Regions from separate parts of the Homo sapiens genome. Here region 2 is linked to region 1. The links are chromatin loops, found by intact Hi-C in ENCODE. Cell type or tissue: MCF 10A. All regions are shown on one strand. Links, peaks and the distances in the headings refer to the core of each region. The heading gives the core; the rest is flanking DNA.

Region 1 (2,906 bases), core at 320-2,819:
ACACAGGAGTGGTTAACGCCAAGGTCACCGGGGCAAGAACTAACTCTGCTGAGGCCTCTTCCATGCCCCAGCCCCTCCCTTGGCGTGGCACAGTTTGCTGCCTGAAGACCAAGAACATCTGAACACAGGCGGCAGGGCCTGCATGGCAGAGGCTCCAAGCACAGAGCTGGCCTTGTTCCTTTTCTCCTTCTGGACATCAGGCCTGTTCAAGCCAGATGTGGTCTTGGCTTTGGCTTTCATCCAGCCTGTTCTGAGGGGTCCGTGAATGAGCCGCAGCTTGCTCTGGGGTGGGAGAAGTATCTTGGCTCTGTCCCTTGCATTGCCAGGACAAGGTCGCTAAATCCCATGGTGGGAAAAGGTCAGGCCACTCACCATGCCCCACCTGGGGAGCTGCTGGGACCACAGGGACACAGAAGTGTGCAAGTGGAAAGGGCCCCTCTTCCTGGAGCCTACAGTCCCAGACAGGCTGCCCCCAGATCTCAAGACTTCTAGAGAAACTGATTCAGTTTTTACCTCCAAAGGCTGGGGGCTCTTGCAAGAACAGTGGTAACAGCTAACATACACTGAGCATCTACCATGTGCCAGGTACTCTTCTCAGCACTTACCGTGTGTTAACTTATATGACCTCACGAGGAAGGCAATGCTGTCAACACCCCCTGCTGACACCGACCCCATGTTTCAGATGAGGAGCATGTGGCTCAGAGCAGGGCTAAGAGGGGTCCCTGTCCAGGCCAGGGCGCCAAGAGGGGACAGAGCCAGGATTCCAACTCTGGCTGTCTCGACTCAGAGCCCACAGGCTTAACCACTATGTGATACTGCGCTTCTGCCACTGGGGATGTTGAAAGAGCGACCTGCCCACCAGTAGGATGAGGGAGGGGCTCCAGATCTGAGGCAGAAGACTGGACAAGGTGACCTCCAATGACCACCATTCAGAGCAGGTTGCTAAGGACAGAAAAAACTGAGAAAAGAAATGCTGGTCCCTGCTTGAGTTCTAGAAGTTGTAGGTCACTCCCAGAGGGTCTCTCTTGGGGAGAACCAGGGCTGCTGGGGCAGTAAGACCATCCCACCTCCAGAGGCACCACTCACCTGTGATGGGCACGTCGGGCCGAGGCTGCTCCTTCCTCCAGGATGGCACAAACACTGTGATGTCTGTGTGGCCCCGCTCCAGAAACCAGTTCACTGCCAGCAGGATGCCCCGGCAGGAGAAGACCTCCTTGTTCCCATGGCTGGGAGGGAGAGGACAGGGTTAGCCCACACTGATGGCCAGCCTGCCACCCCCTAGGCCTGAGCAGGAGGAGGGAGGTGGTCACACCCCACCCCTGCCCTGGCTTTGGTGGTGGTAGTGAGCAGTCCCTTCCCCTTTGGAGTCACCAGCCCCTTCCCCTTTCCCCAGGGCTCAGGCCCTGGCCCTCTGCAGGTGGGGCCCAAGGCCAAGGCCTCCATTCCCAGTGCCAGTTCCCACAGCTCCAGGATGGCCAGGCCCCGCTGGGACTTTCCCTGAGGCTCCATCTCCTGAAAGTGAGGAAGCGCCCAGGAAGCTGGCAGCACTGCTCCCCACGGTGGGGGAGGGCCAGGCCACTTGCAACACACCTGGGGGTGGGGGAAAGGTGCCGCGAGACTTCTGGTTCCTGCCCCACCCGGCGAGCTGCCGGGACCACAGGGACAGATGTACACATGCACACTGAGTCACCACCCCTCCCTCGCCTCTTGCAGCGTGGGTGGGGGCGGGGGAAGCACCGGCTGGGCTGACCGAGGAGAAACCAGATTGTTCCGGATTAAAGTTCAGTCCTCACACACACCTCAGGGACTGGGGCCTGAGAAAGGCAAAGGGGAAGGGGCTGGCGACTCCAGCCTTCAGCATGGGACAGAAAGCGCCGGAGTGAAGCAAGTTCCCCAGGAGCCTTTCAGTCTGAAAGTGAAAGGATACTGCTTTTCCTCCCAAGATGGCAATTCCCCCAAATGCCTCTTCACCCCAAGGCAGAAAGACCATCAGGAAGATGCTAGGGGACTCTTAGCAAGGACAGCTGAGTAAGGCATGGGCCCTGCCTTGGTCTCAGACGAGGCCGCGCCCCACCCACAGGTGGCTGCACCCAGAAGGAAGCCTGGCAGGGCTCCTGGGCTGCCGCAGCTCTCCGTTCCTCTATCTGAAAATGGGCCCAGCAGTCTGCAGCTTCCTTAAGAGGGGTCAGTCAGTGGGACAGCTTTCCTGGTGGCTTCAGGCCAAAGATGGCCCTGCAAAGTAGGGGTTCCAACTGGATTTCCTGAGGGATGGGGGACTGGGGCTTGGGGCTCCCAGGTAACACTAGGTGTCATGGAAGAGCTCCTAGGACCAGCAGCCCCACGTCTCACTGCCCCCTCAGTGAACAGCTTAGACTCTCGTATTTGGCAAATAAAACAGAATAAATGTTACGCAAAAGAGGCAAGTCCAGGGCCAACCACATCCTGTGGGTGTCTTTAATGGGAGTGGGGGAGGTAAGGGGTGATAGCTGGAGCCCTAAGAGAAGCTAGGGAGGGAGGTGGGGCAGCTGGGGGCCATGGAGGCTATTTGGGGGCAAGACTGGGGCACCAGGGTCTGAAGGTCTCTAAATTGTAGGGGAGACAAAGTCCAGCCCAGGGCAGCACTCATCCTTCCCGGTCCCTCTGCCACATCTGCCAGCCTGCTTATAATAAAAGTTCCCATTTGCTGAGAGCTGTGAACCAGGCCCTGTTATAAGTGTCTAACACTGAATCATCAGCAAGCTTGTGAGGAGGGCACTATACCATCATCAACTCCTTCCCTGTTTTTCAGATGAAAACTGTGGTCCAGAGAAGGCAGCTTAGTCACCAGGGTCACACAGCAGTTAACGGTGGAAGAGAGACGCAAGCCCAGGGCCTATGCTTATCACTACCCTGTACGTCAATGCTCA
Region 2 (2,906 bases), core at 244-2,743, 58 kb before region 1:
TCCTACGAGACTCTAATGCCACTGCTGATCTGACAGGAGGCGGAGCTCAGGCAATGATAATTCAAGTGATGGGGAGCAGCTGAAAATATAGATGAAGTTTGGCTCGCTTGCCTGCTTGCCCGCTGCTCACCTCTTGCTGTGTGGTCCGGTTCCTAACAGGCCACGGACTGGTACCAGTCCATGGCCCAGGAGCTGGGGACCCCTGCCATAGTAGAACTCTGGCTCAAATATAGCTCCCTTGACTCTGAAGTCCAAGTGCACTGTTTTTTCCCATTTGGACAGGAACTAAAATATATTGAAATATAGGTTAAAGAAACATTATGTTGATTATAAACAACAGAAAAAAATGTATTTTCTTAACCACAGCAAGAGACATTGGATTCTGCATTTCCACCTTTTGATCTACCATGGATTCTCCCCACCTTCCAGCAACTCATTCTCACCTTTTTTTTTTTTTTTTTTTTTGAGACAGAGTCTCGCTCTGTTGCCCAGGCTGGAGTGCAGTGGCGTGATCTCGGCTCACTGCAACCTCTGCCTCCTGGGTTCACGCCATTCTCGTGCCTCAACCTCCCAAGTAGCTGGCTCCACAGGCGCCCGCCACCATACCTGCCTAATTTTTTTGTATTTTTAGTAGAGACGGGGTTTCACCATGTTAGCCAGGATGGTCTCCATCTCCTGACCTCGTGATCCGCCCGTCTCGGCCTCCCAAAGTGCTGGGATTACAGGCGTGAGCCACCGCGCCCGGTCCATTCTCACCTTTTCTAAGTATATTTAAACTTCCAATTTTCCTTCCCAGGGCCATGCTTTCCCCTTGATTTCTTTGATTCCCTAGAATTTTAACTTGAATTGTGCTCAAGCCAGGTTATTTACGTCATCTAGGCTATCTTAGCAAAGAGCTTTAGAGAAGCTGGATGATCTGAGGCAGAAGTTTGCTCACAGGTTTCTCCTTTTTTTCTGCTAGGCTTGTGGAATATACCCGTGCTGATGGCACAGTTGGCCGAAGAGTGAAGCCCTACATCATTGACCTTGGCTCAGGCAATGGAACCTTCTTAAACAACAAACGTATTGAGCCACAGAGATACTATGAACTAAAAGAAAAGGATGTACTCAAATTTGGATTCAGTAGCAGAGAATACGTCTTGCTCCATGAGTCGTCGGACACTTCTGAAATAGACAGGAAAGATGACGAGGATGAGGAGGAGGAGGAAGAAGTGTCTGACAGCTAGCAAACTAAGAACCCAAACTATTGATACACGGTTTCCTTCTTGGAAGTCTTTGATTGACTCAGAGAGCACTATGGTGGTGGGTCCAGCACTATGGTGCTCTCTGTAATGCCTCTTACTGCCTTAAGTCTTTCCTCTGTTGCTGACCAGATTGTGTTACCATTTGAATACACTGACTAATGTTTGTTAAACTTTTTCTGTGGCACCTTGGCCACATGCCTGCAGGCATTTGTTTTCAGAACAGTCTCACCAATTACAACACACCGTGTTTTAGTAGAAGTGTTGTGGTTTTAGTTGGTGCTTTCAGAACTGCTGCCTAGGAAACTATAAACCCTTGGTTAAGGGGAAATCATGGCTTGTTCTCTTTGTACAGTTACTTTATTTATATAGGTGTTAAGCTTTGTGGACCAGGTGTTTTTCTTTTGGGGCGAACCCCTGAGCAGAGAATCTTACTAGGCTTTGGTTATCACCAAAACAACCTCCAGTATATACCAAAGCTTTGACTTGTTTGAGCTCTTGAGCTTAGAAGTTGATTTTGCACTTATTTTTTTGGGGGGTGGGAATGTACTGCAGTCAGTAAACATTATTGACTGTTTAACTTAAACAGATGCTTTATGGCACCTGCTCAAGCCCGTGACTGTACAGAAGGATCCTGGTTGCTACCAGTGGGTGCTGATTCAGCATCACAAGTGACTGAAATTGGCTGTGGATCTGTTCTTTGTGAAAGAATTCCTGATTTCTCCATGGAGCATGTACACAACAATTTTGATCATATTAACTGTACTTCAGTTTTGCATTTTTATTCAAATGTTATCTCTTTTTTTCTTTGAGAAATAAACTGTCACTGATGTGACAGCGTTCTTTCTTTATTCTAATAACATGTATAGATCTAAAGCAGGTTGTGTTGTTTACATGTTTCTACACATTTCATCCTTTAAAAAGTTGTTGAGAGAGGTTGTATTTACCTTCCCAAGGTTGGAAAGCAGGGGAATTTCCCAGTGTCCTAGTTTTCCACCAGAGGAATATGTGTAAGTAGCAAAGTATTTGCTGCTTACATATAGTGTGTATGTATGTATATATGTAAATTGTGTGTTAAAGAGCTGATACTGATTTTCATATGACAATGTTAGGCAAAGGCCTCCCTGCATTTGAAGAGCAGGTTTTCATTTATATGTATTTTTGGGATAAAAAAATAAAATTTGTAAATATAGCCCCATTTCAAAGAGTAATGCTTTCCTAGCGTAGAGGACCTTGTGTTCATAGGTCTGTTTGCTGCTAATGGAGCCTTCTGTCAGTACTTTTGAGATAAAAGTAGGTAGCTGTTTTAGAGTGTTGTGGGGCAGGTTATATCGTTGGCCTCCAAGTCAGTGGAATAGCAGATGGTGACATGGAGGTGGGTTGTGGGGAAAGGTGGTGAAGCAGCTCAATCAGTGTTACTACTAATTGTTCCTCTTGGGTTGAGACTTAGGATACTATTAAATTTGATTGTTTTCCATTGTTTTTATACCCATGTGTGCTCAGGGCTAAAGATTGGCTAGTGGGAGGGGCAGCTGACTAATGTTCATTCAGAAGAAGTTAAAAGATCCTTTGAAAAGTGAACACTTAATAAGGTCATTAGATGAAACGTAAGTTGGGCCGGGCATGGGCACAGTGGCTCATGCCTGTAATCCCAACACTTTCGGA

What was found. A loop is a pair of places that touch in the nucleus more often than their neighbours do. Peaks named below come from ENCODE experiments on the same cell type or tissue, not always from the same donor. Only the 100,000 strongest peaks of a DNase experiment are listed, where the experiment ranks them.
Region 2: a loop joins it to region 1, with 1.9 times the contacts of the local background. A loop is called at or near these places in 5 of 110 quality-filtered maps.

Annotation. Positions count from the first base shown.
Region 1 is chr1:37,478,610-37,481,515 of GRCh38, reverse strand. It overlaps ZC3H12A (zinc finger CCCH-type containing 12A), which reads right to left. Exons shown (of 6, transcript NM_025079.3): 3 at 1,087-1,226. MIR6732 (microRNA 6732) reads right to left here and starts at 1,286; the gene lies at 1,227-1,286. RefSeq lists enhancers at 938-1,764, 1,534-1,828, 1,602-2,141, 1,765-2,591. In MCF 10A, for the core only: no CTCF peak of the experiment used is centred there; DNase peaks (open chromatin) are centred at 1,615, 2,415 and 2,785.
Region 2 is chr1:37,536,068-37,538,973 of GRCh38, reverse strand. It overlaps SNIP1 (Smad nuclear interacting protein 1), which reads left to right. Exons shown (of 4, transcript NM_024700.4): 4 at 962-2,906. The coding sequence ends at 1,226. LOC105378649 (a long non-coding RNA gene) reads right to left here. Exons shown (of 3, transcript XR_947190.3): 3 at 238-285. Among named protein-coding and RNA genes, the nearest start is that of SNIP1, 17 kb to the left of the region's middle. In MCF 10A, for the core only: no CTCF peak of the experiment used is centred there; a DNase peak (open chromatin) is centred at 1,443.